Linked DNA regions of Homo sapiens: region 2 is linked to region 1. A link is an interaction called in ENCODE POLR2A ChIA-PET data of the cell type or tissue named here. Cell type or tissue: Panc1. All regions are shown on one strand. Each heading gives the region's core, and the rest is flanking DNA. Links, peaks and the distances in the headings are about the cores only. Region 1 holds the start of ANKRD61 (ankyrin repeat domain 61). Region 2 has its middle 37 kb from the start of FAM220A.

Region 1 (8,333 bases), core at 137-8,136:
CATACAAGCCCAGCTAGTTTCTGTATTTTTAGTAGAGATGAGGTTTCGCCATGTTGGCCAGGCCGGTCTCAAACTCCTTACCTCAAGTGACCCACCCGCCTCGACCTCCCAAAGTGCTGGAATTACAGGTGTGAGCCACCACACCCAGCCAAGGTTTCATTTTATACAAAAAACTTTTGCAAGATAGTAGAAATCCTTACCATAAATACTAAATAACTATGGTCTCTAATAGCTATCTTAACTGAGCATCAGAAAATCCCCTTCATATATGAAGATAAATGTTTATACTTGGTTTCAAGAACCACATCTGTGGCTGGGCATGGTAGCTCACACCGGCTAATTTTTGTATTTTTAGTAGAGATGGGGTTTTACCATGTTGGTCAGGCTGGTCTTGAACTCCTGACCTCATGATCCGCCTGCCTCAGCCTCCCAAAGTGCTGGGATTACAGGCGTGAGCCACCACGCCCAATGCTTGTAACTCTTAGAGTAGACAGGCGGTGGGGAGTCAACCTGCTTACGTGGACAATGAATATAAGCATGCTACTGGTATTCAACCTAGTGCTTGATACAGTCAGGGAACTCTGAGAATGGGTTTAAATATTTTGTTTGCACAAATATGAGTCTAAGCTCGACTATTCACTGAAACAGGGTTCACTATTTATATTGAGACGGAGTCTCGCTCTTTCGCCGAGGCTGGAGTACAGTGGTGTGATCTCAGCTCACTGCAACCTCCGCCTCCCAGTTCAAGTGACTGTCCTGCCTCAGCCTCCCAAGGAGGTGGGATTACAGGTGTGCACCACCACGCCCGGCTAATTTTTGTACTTTTAGTAGATGGGGTTTCACCATGTTGGCCGGGCTGGTCTTGAACTCCTAACATCAGGCAATCCTCCCACCTCTGCCTCCCAAAATCCCATGCCTGGGATTACAGGCATGAGCCACCCCGCCTGGCCAGGATTCACAATTTGAACAAATTCTATTTTAAGCTTCATATTTTCCTCAGCATTTAAAAAAAAAACATGTACAGAGACCATGTCCAGGGCAGCAGCTGCAGCCGGACCCCCACGCCAGGCCACCCCTGCCTCTCCCCGGTGGTCCAATGACTGTGTACTGCGCAGGGAATGCAGCAACCCCATCGGGCACACTCTTCAGCACTACCCGGGGAGGTACCAGGATCATGTACAACTGGAAATTCCCAATAGAGTGCTGAACTCACCAGTGACCAAAACACCCTCGAGGGACCCGCCCACCACTTCCGGGGTCACCAGCCCTGCCAGTGATGAGCCCCCGGCAGACATACAGACAGCCCAGAACAGCAGGCAGGTGGTGAAGGGTCAGAGTTTGACCTGGACATCTAAAGGCCTAGCCATGAGAAGGTGCAAACCCTGCGGGCCCCTCCGGCCTTTCCGGGAAGGAGTCTCACCCACCAGGCCCCAGGAAGTTTCCTACCGGCCTTCGCTGTGGGGTTGGCCCCCAGCCCTCCGCTCCTCTTTGTGAACACCAGCAGATACCTCCTGTGCCTGCTGAGGCCACAGCTGCTACCCCAAGGGGAGTGAGTCCTGCCAGCACACCCTGCAGCTGAGTGCCAGGAAGTGGACGAGAACAAACAGGCCCCGCCTCCAGAACCATCATCTGGCTCTTCCAGCCCCAGCCTCCGGGGGCACCACCCAACCGCTTCCTTCCCCAAGAGAGGCAATAAAAACCACCTTCACTCCAGGACCAAGAGAAAGAAAAGCACATACATTTCCAGAATTTTGGAAAAGTTCACTCTGCAGCAGCTGAATGGCAGATGGTCTCTGCGATGAGTTCCTTCTCGTTAAGTGCTGGATATACTTGGCTTGCACTGGACACCTTTTACGGAGGGATTCCGGCAACTGACCAGTTCTTAAACCTGTTAGAACTTCTGCTCGCTCCATTTCTGTTCCAAACGGCTGAAAGAGCTCTAGCAGGACCACACCCAAGCTGTACATATCTGACTGGAAAAAGAAAAAAAGGGGAACTCAGTAGTGAAATACAAAGTTAGAAGAACGTTTCCATTTCCGTGTTCCACCCTCCAAACAGGAGAGGGTTTCTAAGAATGAGGATATACGGTCACCCACAAGGAAGGGAACAGAGCAGGATAGCTCATCAGTGACAGGGACTTTCACAACCTCAAAAAGGGGCATCCGTGGGCACGCAGAATGGATGGTCAGGTGGAGGGCAGGGATAATCCCCACCCACAGCAGTCACGACCATACAACTGTCTTCAGCACCCCTTAACAATCCAGGCCTGACCCAGGCAATGATGTGAGCTCACGCCTGCTAGTGTCAGCTGCGGGGGAGCCACAGAAGGTCGCGGGTTCTCCTCCGGTCTCACCTCTGCCTCCACTCATTCTTACCAAGTGTCCTTGGTGACATTTAACAAACTGCATAAAATCTGTGATACTACTCCTAAAAACAGATTTTTTAGGAAGGTCTTCACTAAACAAGATTTTAGGGGCAGCCATCATTTTTTCTGACAGCTCTTTCCTAATCACTAAAAAGCTCAATGCGCCATCAAAAGGAAGAAAATTTTACTAGCCTGTTGTTTTGAAAAATGGATTTTAGCATTTCTTCCAGGAACAAGGGAGATTCAAACTTTACAGCATGTTCGTTCTATTTCAAGGGGAGTCAAGGGGCAGGCTTCCCCTTGGTGTTTATTTACCAAAGCTTGAAAAAAACCAATGAGAAGAAAGGCTGAAAACAGGCTTCCATGAATTCTAGCTTCCTGAGGTGAACAGTGATGTTTTAAAGGGAAAGCTCATTTCAAAATCGATTTAGGCCAGGCGCAGAGGTTCATGCCTTAATCCCAGCACTTTGGGAGGCCAAGGGAGGAGAATCATTTGAGGCCAGGAGTTTGAGACCAACCTGGACAAAGCAAGACCCATCTCTACAAATAATTTTTTTTATTAGCTGGGTGTGGTAGCACAACTCTTGAAGTCACAGTTACATGGGAGGCTGAGGTGGGAGGATCACTTGAGCCCAGGAGTTGGAGGCTGCCATGAGCTATGATGACACCACTGCAATCCAACCTGGGCAACAGAGCAAGACCCTGTCTCAAAAACAACAAATGAACAAACAAAAAAATTGTGACATCTGTGGATTTTGAAATGGTAAAGTAGGCAACACAGAGTCTACTGAAAAGTGAGGTTTCTTCTTAGGACAGTTTGATCCAGTTAATTATCTACAGTACTCAGTTATCTCCAAAAACATCTCTATGACAGAGCTTCTGCATTTCATTGTACTGTTTGTTTTTTTTTTTTTTGAGATGGAGTTTTGCTCTTGTCATCCAGGATGGAGTGCAATGGTGCAACCTCGGCTCACTGCAACCTCTGCCTCCCAGATTCAAATGATTCTCATGCCTCAGCCTCCAGAGTAGCTGGGACTACAGGCATGTGCCATCGCACCCAGATAATTTTTGTATTTTTAGTAGAGACCAGGTTTCACCATGTTGACCAGGCTGGTCTTGAACTCCTGACCTCCGGTGATCCACCCACCTCGGCCTCCCAAAGTGCTGGGATTACAGGCGTGAGCCACTGCACCCAACCCTGTATTGTTATTTAAGACTGCAGAATAAGTTGAATGAAAGGGCAGAAAGCAACAAATACTACCTTGGCATCATACTCAGATCCTTCCAACTGTTCGGGTGAAGCGTACAGACAAGTACCCACTCTGGACGTATGTGTTGGTGTTCCTATCATTTCAAAAGCCACATATTAAACATTGCAGTTAGCGCTGTCAACATTAAAGAACATTTACTATGAGGAAGCAGTGTAGCTCCTAAGAGAACAACAGTTGCTTTGTATCTTTATCTTACCTTTGCTATTAAATCTTTATGATTCTCTTTAAATACTAACATGTGCAACCATGTCTTTTGCTTATGCAAAGAAAACAAAACAAAACCAAAAACTTACTCTTCCCGTTTCTGTTGGTCCAGTCTGTGTTCTTCTGTAGGATGTCTGTGCAGGCCAGACCAAAGTCTCCTATTTTTACTTGCTGATCAGGGCCATGAAGAAAAATATTTCTTGGCTATCAACAAACAAAACAAGTCAACTCCTTGGCTTTCTTAAAACAAATAGTAATATCTTGTAAATGTTTTTAAGTGTTTGGAACTCAGGAGCAAGCAGCCCCTCAAAAGTTAAATATTTGAGGAATAGTTCCCAAATTTGCCTACACATCAGAATCATCCAGGAGTTTTAAAAATCTCAACATCTGGCCGGGTGCAGTGGCTCATGCCTGTAATCCCAGCACTTTGGGAGACTGAGGCAGGCGGATCACCTGAGGTCAGGAGTTCAAGACAAGCATGGCCAACATGGTGAAAAACCGTCTCTAAAAAATACAAAATTAGGTGTGGTGGCACGTGCCTGTAATCCCTGCTACTAGGGAGACTGAGGCAGAAGAATGGCTTGAACCCAGGAGTCAGAGGCTGCAGTGAACCAAGATTGTGGCATTGCACTCCAGCCTGGGCAACAAGAGCAAAACCCTGTCTCAAAAAAAAAAAAACCTCAACATTCAACCATTCCCCAGGCCAGCTGCATCAGAACTCCTGCGGGTGAACGCAAGCATCAGTATTATTAAAAGTCCCAAGGCTATTCTAAATTTGGAGAATATTAATGTAGAGCATGCTTTGTACACAAGTGCTTCCCAACCCTTACTGCACATCATTACCCAAGAAGCTCTTAGAAATGACTGTCCTCGGCCGGGCACGGTGGCTCACACCTGTAATCTCAGCACTTTAGGAGGCTGAGGCGGGCAAATCGCCTGAGGTCAGGAGTTCAAGACCAGGCTGGCCAACATGGTGAAACCCCATCTCTACTAAAAATACAAAAATTAGCCAGGTGTGGTGGTGCATGCCTGTAATCCCAGCTACTCGGGAGGCTGAGGCAGAATTGCTTGAACCTGGGAGGCAGAGGTTGCAGTGAGACGAGATCGCATCACTGCACTCCAGCCTGGGAAACAGAGTGAGACTCTGTCTCAAAAAAAAGAAAAGAAAAGAAACGACTGTCCTGTCGAGTCCAGAGACGTGATTTTCTATGTGTGAGAAAACATTTTAAATGGCTTTTTCAAGGCATGATAAATCTAAGCACCGGCAGCCAGCCTGCAAATGTAACAAACCACATGGCTCATCCACCTGGAAGATCACAATAAGTGAACAGGATGTAGAGGAGTCAGCCCATAAAAGGGAAGAAAGTTTCATTACTGGGAAATCCAAACTTAAGCGGGAAAGGGACCAGGGTATAACCTTCTAAGGGGATAATGCAACTTAGGCGACGTCCGGGAAGATCGTAACCCTGTAGTCCTTGACCAGTGAGGAACTGAGGTAGGGTCTTGCATGCTAGGAGATAAATCACCTGTTGTAACTGCCCTGGGTGTACCTGCCTACCAGACACGTGACCTTGCAAGAGGGCTATTAAAAGTCTCACTTTCACTGTTCTTTGTGCCTCTAAGTTCACTCTTTGGGTTTGGACGGGTGAGCATGTTTCTCGCACTACGAAAAAACTGATTTTTTTCTTTAAGACAGAGTCTTGCTGTGTCGCCAGGCTGGAGTGCAGTGGTGCCATCTCGGCTCACTGTAACCTCCACCTCTCAGGTTCAAACAATTCTCCTGCCTCAACCTCCTGAGTAGCTGGGACTACAGGCGCACGCCACCACAGCCAGCTACTTTTTGTATTTTTAGTAGCGACAGGGTTTCACCATGTTGGCCAGTATGGTCTTGATCTCTTGACCTCATGTTCTGCCCGCCCTGGCCTCTCAAAGTGCTGGGATTACAGGCATGAGCGACCGCACCCAGCCAACTTTGATATTTTTTAAAAGCTCCCAGATAACTCATATGTATTAGCCAGGGTTGGGAACTAATAGATCACACTAAATGGCTTTATTTAAGCAAAGAGTACAGACCCAAAACATCTCCCAAACTATTCCTATGCCGGAGAAAAACTGAACCCATAATGGGGAGAGGGAAGATTCTATTATAATAAAAACTAAAAAATAACTTAAGGTTAAAAGTTTTCTTACTTTAAAAGTAATAATTTTAACTTTGTATTTTAATGTATAAATTCCTCTGTTTTAGCTTTGATCATTGTTTCAGCTACACTTGAACTGGAGAGAAATCAGAAATAAAGGTGTAAGATGATAGCTTGAATATGTTTTTATGATAGAGTAGAAAACCCTAAAAACTGCTGACATTTGACATTCTATGATCAAGGAACAAAGTCTGGACGCTTGGTTCCAAACTGATGGATTGCCTTCACAGATCCAATTCTCGACAAATTCTAGAACAGTTCTAGAACTGAACTGAAAGAATCATCACAAAGAGACTGAAACTGACCAATTCCATAACAACATTTTCCCCTGAAGTCTTAAGTTTTTCTCATGGGGAATATAACCAGGAAAGGAAGCAGAGACCTGGTGGTTGACAGTGCCAAGTCCCTGGAAGATGGCCCATCTGCAGCACTTCACTCGAAACTCTATGAAGCCATCATGAGAGAAGACTGCACTACGATCGAGGTACTCCTGAGAAATCACCCTGTCAACCAGCCCATCACCATTCTGCCCAACTCCGCCAGCAACAGATTACTTCTGACCCAGGTACCCTCTTTTCTGCTCAGTCACTTCTGGAAAAAAGTCAGGCTGCTTAGAAAGAAGCATGATCTAAAGCTGGTGAACCCACTAAGCTCACGGCCCTTATGAGAATGAGACACGACTCCAGCTCACTCCACACACACTGCAGTGCTCCCCAAAGCCTGCAAAGCCTCCCCTACACATGTCACACACAAACCAACATGAGAAAACACCAGACCCTGTGTGACTGGAAGACCATTCATGTCATCTCTCAAACATACCCACAGTGATGATCTCCATGTGGTCAAATTAGTTTTTCCCTTTTTTGGCCAGACGCAGTAGCTCATGCCTGTAATCCCAGCACTTTGGAAGGCTGAGGTGGGTGGATCACCTGAGGTCAGGAGTTCGAGACCAGCCTGGCCAGCAGGGCAAAACCCCGTCTCTACTAAAAATACAAAAATTAGCCGGGCTTGGTGGCAGGAGCCTGTAATCTCAGCTACTCGGACGGCTGAGGCAGGAGAATTGCTTGAACCCAGGAGGCAGAGGTTGCAGTGAGCCAAGATCGTACCACTGCACTCTCTAGCCTGGATGACAGAGCAAGACTCCATCTCAAACAAACAAACAAAAAATAGTTTTTCCCTTTTTAATATATACATTTTCATTTTCTAAATTTTTATACAATGATTATTACTTTTACAATTAAATTCAAAAAGGAAGTCACCCTCCCTTGTACCCTACTGTCTTATCTTGCAGCCACGGTGTGAAACCACTACTTACACGTGTGTATTTTAAGAGCTGGCACAAACAGCTCTGCTAATCATAGACAGAACATATGCTGCGTTATATTTGAAAACCCTGAAGATTCAGGTTTTACTGCTGATAATACGACTTTGGCAACGACACAGCACCTACTTGTCCATCACCCTGTGGGTTAATTTAAGGAATAAGTGACTTCATAGCAAGTACCCTTAATATCACACCACAGGCTCTTCTGAAGAATCAACTTTCAAAAATTTCCAAAGCTTTTGAGTGTTATTTCTGTTGCCTCAGTAAATGTGCATTTCTGTGAAACACAGATTTTATAGGATGGAATTCACTGAATTTTGATCATTTAAAACAGGTAGTAGAAAGGAAACTTTCAATGCACATACCAGAAAAAGAGTGAGCCAATGAGACACTAAATAAATGTATTGCCTTTGAAACGGCAAGCTAACACAAACAGTATTTTTAACTACACAGGGCCACTTGTAATGTGTTTTGTTTTCCCTCCAAAGCCGACAGAGTCTATCATCCCCATCCATCTGGCTGCCAAGTACCACAAGGCCCAGAGTCTGCTCTGCCTGTTACGGCACGGTGCTGACCCAGAAGTCAGGTAAGTTAACTCCACCGAAAATCATTTCTTTTTTTTTCTTTTTTGTTTTGAGGCAGGGGTCTCGCTCTGTTGCCCAGGCTGGAGTGCAATGGCACAATCTCGCCTCACTGCAACCTCTACTTCCTGGGTTCAAGAGCTTCTCCCACCTCAGCCTCCCGAGTAGCTGGGATTACAGGTGTGCGTCACCATGCCCAGCTAACATTTGTATTTTTAGTAGAGACAGGGTTTCACCATGTTGGCCAGGCTGGTCTTGAACTCCTGGCCTCAAGTGATCCACCTGCCTCGGCCTCCCAAAGTGCTGGGATTAACAGCCCTCAGCCACAGCACCCAGCTTCACTGACAATCATTTCTAAGTGAGGATATACCTGATATAGATTTTTTTTTC
Region 2 (8,333 bases), core at 174-8,173, 280 kb after region 1:
GAGGCTGCAGTGAGCTGTGTGATCACACCACTGCACTCCAGCCTGGGTACAGAGCAAGACCCCGTCTTTAAAAAAAAAAAAAAAAAGGCAGGGAGGAAGTGGGCCATATGGGCTTCTGGGGAAAAATAGCCCAAAGAAGGTGCTGCAGGGCAAAGCTCTCAGCCCGCAGCTCTCGACTGGGCTTCCAGAAACGCCCAGAGGCTGGTGTGGCCGCAGTCAGAAGGGAGGCAGGAGAGGTCAGAGAACAGGGCATGGAGGAAGCAGGGGCCAGGAGGCATTGTTAGGACTTTGATTTTCAGTCTGAGTCAGAAGGGCAGCCAGGAGCTTTTGTGCAGAACATCAGATCAATTTCAAGAAAGTAGCAGACACAGAGTTCTGTTTTCAGGATTTAAGGTAGCTTGAAACCTGAAGTTGCTTTTCCCTGCTGTTTAATTTACACCAGCAACAGGAGACTCCTAGAATGAAACTAGGGGTTAGGAAGTTACAGGCCATGAAGAAAACTTTAGGAAGTTACAGGCCGTTAAGGAAACACCAGGCGGTGGCTCAGGCCTGTAATCCCAGCACTTTGGGAGGGCAAGGCAGGTGGATCACTTGAGGTCAGGAGTTCAAGACCAGCCTGGGTGACAGAGTGAGACTTTGTCTCAAAAAAAAAAAAAAAAAAAAAGAGAACTTTATGAAAACGTAATAAGTCATTAGTCCACATTGCTAATTTCTCAGTTAAAAGCATGAGCTCTGTTAAACTTGGAAGTTGTCTTGGCTGCTGCTGCTTTTTATTTAATTTTTTTTAAAATAGGGATGGGGTCTTGCTATGTTGCCAGGGCTAGTCTCAAACTCCTGGGCTCAAGCGATCCTCCTGCCTCAGCCTCCCAAAATGCTGGGATTACAGGTTAGAGCCTCTGGGAACCCATACAATAGAATATTAATCAACCTTTAAAAGGAAACTGGGCAAACTGCTCACTGGAATAAAATCTCTTTTCTCCAAATTCCTTTTCAGGAAACTTTTGTTCACATATGCCAGTCACAGAAAAGACAAATACTGTGTGATTCCATTTGTATGAGGTCCCTAGAGTAGTCAAATTCATAGAAACAGAAAGTAGAATGGTGGTTACCAGGAGTCAAGAGGAGAAAGAATGGTGAATTGTTTTTGTTTTTGTATTTTGAGATCGAGTCTCACTCTGTCACCCAGGCTGGAGTGCAGTGGCCCGATCTTGGCTCACTGCAACCTCTGCCTCCTGGGTTCAAGTGGTTCTCCTGCCTCAGCCTCCCGAGTAGCTGGGATTACAGGCACGCACCACCATGCCCGGTGAATTTTTTTGTATTTTAGGTAGAGACGGGGTTTCACCATGTTGGCCAGGCTGGTCTGGAACTCCTGATCTCAGGTAATCTGCCCGCCTTGGCCTCCCAAAGTGCTGGGATTGCAGGCGTGAGCCACCGCGCCTGGCCTGAATCGTTTAATGGATAGAGAGTTCCATTTTGCAACTTATTCAAAATTCTGGAGATTGGTTGCACCACAATGTGAATATACTTAACTCCACCGAACTGTACGCATAAAAATGTTTAAGACAATAAATTTCATGTTATGTATTTTTGCTTACAATTAAAAGAAAATATATGGGAGCAGATATAAATTTCCTCAGGATTTAGAAAATCTATTTCATCAACATTTTTAAAACCTTTCTTCCATTTTAACATACATATATTTTATGATGTTCTTTGGAATTTTATTGAATTATTTTCAATATATCTTTCAATTTGTTATGTCAAAAATAAAGTTCCGACCAGGCGCGGGGTGGCTCACGCCTGTAATCCCAGCACTTTGGGAGGCTGAGGTGGGTGGATCACCTGAGGTCAGGAGTTCAAGATTAGCCTGACCAACATGGTGAAATCGCATCTCTACTAAAAATACAAAAAAGTAGCCAGGCGTGGTGGGAGGCACCTGTAATCCCAGCTACTCGGGAGGCTGAGGCAGGAGAATTGCTAGAACCCGGGAGGTGGAGGTTGCAGTGAGCCGAGATCACATCATTGCACTCCAGCCTGGGCGACAGAGCTAGACTCTGCCTCAAAAATTAATCAATTAAGTAATTAATTAAAGTTCTATCGTGTGATCTGATAAATTTATTTTATTTTATTTAAGACAGAGTCTCTCTCTGTTGCCCAGGCTGGAGTGCAGTGGTGCGATCTCGGCTCATTGCAACCTCTGCCTCCCAGGGTCAAGCCATTCTCCTGCCTCAGCCACCCGAGTAGCTGGGACTACAGGTGTGTGCACCACGCCCAGCCATTTTTTTGTGTTTTTAGTAGAGAGAGAGTTGTTGGCCATGTTGGCCAGGCTGATTTTGAACCCCTGACCTCAAGTGATCCCCCCGCCTCGGTCTCCCAAAGTGCTGGGATTACAGGCGTGAGCCACCGTGCCTGGCCCAATCTGATAAATTTATTAGATAATTCAAGACATCTGTGTACGCCACTGTTTCACAAAGTGTAGTCCATAAACTGGGGTGCCTGAATAGATGCTGGGACCCTAGGAGAATCTGCATCTTTGCAGATTGGGGGATTACACTTGGCCATCTGTACTTCTGTTAAGTTTTTCCAGTGATTTTTATCACCAGTCAAGCTTGAGAGCTACTGATACAGTTTATACAACCGAAGTTAGGGAACGCTCCAAATAAAACAAACATTTTGCATGGTTTGGAATAAAAACACTAGGGAGTCGACGAAAGTGACAATGACCTTATGTAATTTTCTGTTGTTAAAAGAGCACAAAGTCTTCCAAATGTCAAATACAAAATGAATCCTATGAGGATAACAGTCCCCAAGGGGTGATAATTTACAAACGCTAGATCTAGGAACTTCAGTGAACTTAATTTTCATTCGTCTAATTTCATGTGTAACAACTGCTCTGGACATAAAGAAGAAAATGTTGTAAGTTGTCAGGGCATTTCAGTTATCACATCTGCCATTATTCCATCAGTTCCAAGGGCCAATTGGGCTCATTAGTCTGCCAGAAATATCCCATGTCCATGTACAGAGGAATGGTTAAACATTATAGTATGTCTATTCAATGGAATATTACTCAGCCATAAAAAGGGATGAAGCACTGATTCATGCTACAACACTGATGAGCCTCAAACACGTTATGCTAAGTGAAAGAAGCCAGACACAAAAGGCTCACATATTGTATGATTTTATTTATATGAAATATTCAAGGCCAGGCGCGGTGGCTCAAGCCTGTAATCCTAGCACTTTGGGAGGCCGAGGTGGGTGGATCATGAGGTCAGGAGATCGAGACCATCCTGGCTAACACGGTGAAACCCCATCTCTACTAAAAATACAAAAAATTAGCCAGGCGTGGTGGCGGGCACCTGTAGTCCCAGCTACTCGGAAGGCTGAGGCAGGAGAATGGCATGAACCCAGGAGGCGGAGCTTGCAGTCAGCCAAGATTGCGCCACTGCACTCCAGCCTGGGCAACAAAGCGAGACTCCGTCTCAAAAAAAAAAAAAAAAATTCAAAATAAGAAAAGCCATAGAAGCTAGATGCAGTGGCACACACCTGTAGTCCCAGCACTTTGAGAGGCAGGAGGATCTCTTGAGTCTAGGAGGTTGAGGCTGCAGTGAGCTGTGACTGCACCACTTCAGTCCAGCCTGGGGAGCAGTGAGACCTCATCTCAAAAGAAAATAAAAGAAATCCGGCCAGGTGCAGTGGCTCACGCCTGTAATCCCAGCACTTTGGGAGGCTAAGGCAGGCAGATCATGAGATCAGGAGATCGAGACCATCCTGGCTAACACAGTGAAACCCCATCTCTACTAAAAATACAAAAAAATTAGCCGGGCATGTTGGCAGGCACCTGTAGTCCCAGCTACTTGTAGTCCCAGCTACTCGGGAGGCTGAGGCAGGAGAATGGCGTGAACCCGGGAGGCGGAGCTTGCAGTGAGCAGAGATCGCACCACTGCACCCCAGCCTGGGCGACACAGCCAGACTCCGTCTCAAAAAAAAAAAAAAAAAAAAAAAGAAAAGAAATCCATATTCCCTGGCAAGCAGACTCAGAAAAAAAATAAAAATAAAAAGGAAAGAAATCCATAGAAAAATAATATAGATTGGTGGTTGCCAGTTAGGGGTGGGTGAAATGGGGAGCAATTGCTTAATGGGTACAGGTTTCTTTTTGGGGTGATGTTTTGGAACTAGATAGAGGTAGTATTTGCACAAAGTATATTAAATGCCACTGGAATTGTTTACTTTAAAATGGTAAATGTGGCCAGATGTGGTGGCTCACGCCTGCAATCTCAACACTTTGGGGGACTGAGGTTGAAGGATTGCTTGAGCTCAAGAGTTCAAGTCCAGACTGGGCAACAGAGCAAGACCCTGTCTCTCCAAAAAAAAACAAAAAAATAGTAATTACCTGGGCATAATGGCATGAAACTATAGTCCCAGGTACTTGGGAGGCTGAGGCAGAAGGATTGCCTGAGCGCAGTTCAAGTTGCAGTGAGCTATGATCGTACCACTGCACTCCAGTCTGGGTGACAAAGCAAGACCCTGTCTCAAAACAAAACAACACAAAAAAACAAAAAAACACAGGCTGGGTGCAGTGGCTCATGTCTGTAATCCCAGCACTTTGGGAGAATGAGGCAGGAGGATCACTTGAACCCAGGAGGCGAAGGTTTCAGTGAGCCGAGACCTCACCATTTCATTCTAGCCTAGGCAACAGGAGTAAAACCCTGTCTCAAAAAAAAAAAGGCACACAAGCATGTGAGATTAGCAACCACGAGGCTGAAAATTAACTTTGTTTTGTTGTTTTGGGTTTTTTTGTTGTTGTTGTTTTGTTTTTTTGGAATGGAGCCTCGCTCTGTTGCCCAGGCTGGAGTGCAGTGGTGCCATCTCGGCTCACTGCAAGCTCCACCTCCCGGGTTCATGCCCATTCTCCTGCCTCAGCCTCCTGTGGTGGTTTTTTTTTTTTTTTTTTTGGAAGAGATGGGGAGCAGTGGTCTCTGCATGTTGCCCAGGCTGGTCTCGAACTCCTGGCCTCAAGCAATCCTCCTGTCTTGGTCTCCCAAAGTGCTGGGTTCCAGGTCTGAGCCACAGTGCCCAGCAAAAATCAGTATTTAATGTTAATTTTTACCAGGCTGCTAGCTAGAAAAAAAAAGTACTAACCATGGTGCTGAGGGCCCCAGATCACCATAAATGGGCCTACAGAAGATCACTGCATTTTTCCTTTTTTTTGAGACGGAGTCTTGCTCTGTCGCCCAGGCTGGAGTGCAGTGGTGCGATCTCAACTCACTGCAAGCTCCGCCTCCCAGGTTCACGTCATTCTCCTGCCTCAGCCTTCCGAGTAGCTGGGACTACAGGCGCCCGCCACCACACCTGGCTAATTTTTTTTGTATTTTTAGTAGAGACAGGGTTTCACTGTGTTAGCCAGGATGGTCTCAATCTCCTGACCTTGTGATCCACCCGCCTCGGCCTCCCAAAGTGCTGGGATTACAGGCATGAGACACCGCACTGGGCCAATTCTCCTGCCTCAGTCTCCTGGGTAGCTGAGATTACAGGCACATGCCACCACACCCCGACTAATTTTTGTATTTTTAGTAGAGACAGGGTTTTGCCATATTGGCCAGGCTGGTCTTGAACTCCCGACCTCAAGTGATCGTCTCACCTCAGCCTCCCAAAGTGCTAGGATTACAGGTGTGAGCCACCGCACCTGGCCAGATCACTGCATTTATTTGGACAGTAACTTTTAGGCCTGCTATGAGACCTGACAACTACTTAAAATGCCACTTGAGTTATTTTATTTATTTTTAAATTTGTTTATTTATTTATTTATTTATATTTTTGTATTTGTTTTTGAGACAGAGTTTCACTCTGCCACGCAGGCTGGAGTGCAGTGGCGTGATCGCGGCTCACTGCAGCCTTGACTTTCTGGGTTCAAGCCATCCTCCTGCCCCAGCCTCCCAAAGTGCTGGGATCACAGGTGTGAGCCACTGCGCCAGGCCAACGCTATTTTACAAAGAAAGCAGATGAAGGTCAGAAAGGTTAAGTCCCTTGCCAGGGTCATAAGCAAGAAGTGGTGGAGGTGGGATTCAAACCCTGGTCTAGGTCTAAATGATTCCCAAGACCTCCTCCTGAAGCATCACATTGGCTAATGGGGTCTGCGTGTGTAAATAGTTTTCACTGCGGTAAAACACACATAACATAATATTTACCATCTTAACCCCCTTTTCTTTTCTTTCCGTTTTTTTTTTGTTTTTTTTTTTTTTTGGTTTTTTTTTTTTTTTTTTTTTGAGATGGAATTTCACTATGCCGCCCAGGCTGGAGTGCAGTGGTGCGATCTCGGCTCACTACAACCTCCGCCTCCAGGGTTCAAGAGATTCTCCCACCTTAGCCTCCCTAGCAGCTAGGATTACAGGCACGCGCCAACACGCCCAACTAGTTTTCTGTATGTTTAGTACAGATGGGGTTTCACCATGTTGGCCAGGCTGGTCTTGAACTCCTGGCCTCAAGTGATCCGCCCACCTAGGCTTCCCAAAGTGCTGGGATCACAGGCACAAGCCACTGCGCCCGTCCCATCTTAACCCTTTTTAAGTGCACAGTTCAGTGGCATTAAGCACAATGACATTGTTGTGCAGCCACCATCGTCCCCATCCATCTCCAGGACATTTTCATCTTCTCAAACAGAAACTGTGTCCCCGCTAAACACTCGCTCCCCTCTCCCCCTTCTCCTAGCCCCTGGCAGCCATCGTTCTACTTACTGTCTCTCCGGAGCTGTCTCTTCTAGGAACCTCATGTAAGTGGAATCCTACAATATTTGTCCTTTTATGCCTGGCTTATTTCACTGTGCATGTTTGGAAGGGTGGGTTTGTTTTCTAAGTAAAAAAGCAGCTTCATGCGCTTCCCAAAAGGAAATACTCTGTTTGCTTTGAAGACAAAGCCTATAGCAGGGCGTGGTGGCGGGCGCCTGTAGTCCCAGCTACTCGGGAGGCTGAGGCAGGAGAATGGCGTGAACCTGAGAGGCGGAGCTTGCAGTGAGCCGAGACCGCGCCACTGCACTCCAGCCTGGGCGACAGAGCGAGACTCCGTCTCAAAAAAAAAAAAAAAAAGACAAAGCCTAACTCTGGACCTATGGCCGCTGGGGTTGAGGGAGGTTGACACTGCCCCGCTAAAACAGTGGGGACAGCCCTGTGGCCAGATTATTCCCAAAGACACAGAACTGGATCAGACCCACTGAGCGACCAGCAGATGTACAGAGCTGACTCAAAAAGTTAGAGGACTATTTTTTTTTCTTTTTTGAGACGTAGTCTCTCTCCGTCACCAGGCTGGAGGGCAATGGTGCGATCTCAGCTCACTGCAACCTCCGCCTCCGGGGTTCAAGTGATTCTCCTGCCTCAGCCTCCCAAGTAGCTGGGACTACAGGCGCCCGCCACCACACCCGGCTAATTTATGTATTTTAGTAGAGATGGGGTTTCACCATGTTGGCCGGGCTGGTCTCGAACTCCTGACCTCGTGATTTGTCAGCCTCGGCCTCCCAAAGTGCTGGGATTACAGGTGTGAGCCACTGTGCCTGGCCGACTATTTCTTTTTTTTTCCGAGATGGAGTCTCGCTCTGTCACCCAGGTTGGAGTGCAGTGGCACAATCTTGGCTCACTGCAAGCTCTGCCTCCCAGGTTCATGTCATTCTCCCACCTCAGCCTCGCTAGTAGCTGGTACTACAGGCGCCCACCACCACGCCTGGCTAATTTTTTTTTTTTTTGTATCGTTAGTAGAGACGGGGTTTCACCGTGTTAGCCAGGATGGTCTCGATCTCCTGACCTCGTGATATGCCCGCCTCAGCCTCCCAAAGTGCTGGGATTACAGGTGTCAGCCACCGCGCCCGGCCTTGGCCGACTATTTCTTAATGTAACTTAAATTTTGGGCAACACAGTTTTGGCTCAGATATATACTATTTATCATCAATGAATGTAAGTTTTCCAGTTAAAAAAGACAAATTTTGGTTCCGTTAAGGAATTCACTGTTCATAGACATCCATAGAAATCTTCTCTTTTTCTTCCTTTCTTCTCTCACCCTGAGAGGTTCCCTGAACAGAAGCATATCTCCTGTATTTACCAGATTTGAGCTGTTTAACAAGCGGTTACTTTTGCTAATCTTTTGGATTAGTCTTTAGGACTGCCAGAGAAACACGGCCTTAAAAAGGAAATGTTTCTGCCTTAGAACTTCTACTGAGTTGAAAATAGTCATGATCGGTTAAAAAAAATAATGCTGCATAAGCACCGAAACGATTTGTCTCAAAACTGTTCCGGAGGGCTAAAAATAACTTCCAAACAGATAACAAAACCTGGGCAAGGCCCAGTATAAGA

What was found. Peaks named below come from ENCODE experiments on the same cell type or tissue, not always from the same donor. Only the 100,000 strongest peaks of a DNase experiment are listed, where the experiment ranks them.
Region 2: POLR2A ChIA-PET joins it to region 1 with 16 read pairs; 3 of 35 experiments call an interaction of 5 or more read pairs at or near these places.

What each region holds. Positions count from the first base shown.
Region 1 is chr7:6,024,989-6,033,321 of GRCh38, forward strand. EIF2AK1 (eukaryotic translation initiation factor 2 alpha kinase 1) reads right to left here. Exons shown (of 15, transcript NM_014413.4): 12 at 3,930-4,044; 13 at 3,627-3,709; 14 at 1,740-1,973. It overlaps ANKRD61 (ankyrin repeat domain 61), which reads left to right and starts at 6,388. Exons shown (of 3, transcript NM_001271700.2): 1 at 6,388-6,603; 2 at 7,851-7,948. The coding sequence starts at 6,388. RefSeq lists enhancers at 1,316-1,816, 1,679-1,728. In Panc1, for the core only: no CTCF peak of the experiment used is centred there; no DNase peak of the experiment used is centred there.
Region 2 is chr7:6,307,720-6,316,052 of GRCh38, forward strand. No RefSeq gene overlaps it. Among named protein-coding and RNA genes, the nearest start is that of FAM220A, 37 kb to the right of the region's middle. In Panc1, for the core only: no CTCF peak of the experiment used is centred there; no DNase peak of the experiment used is centred there; H3K27ac peaks cover 549 bases.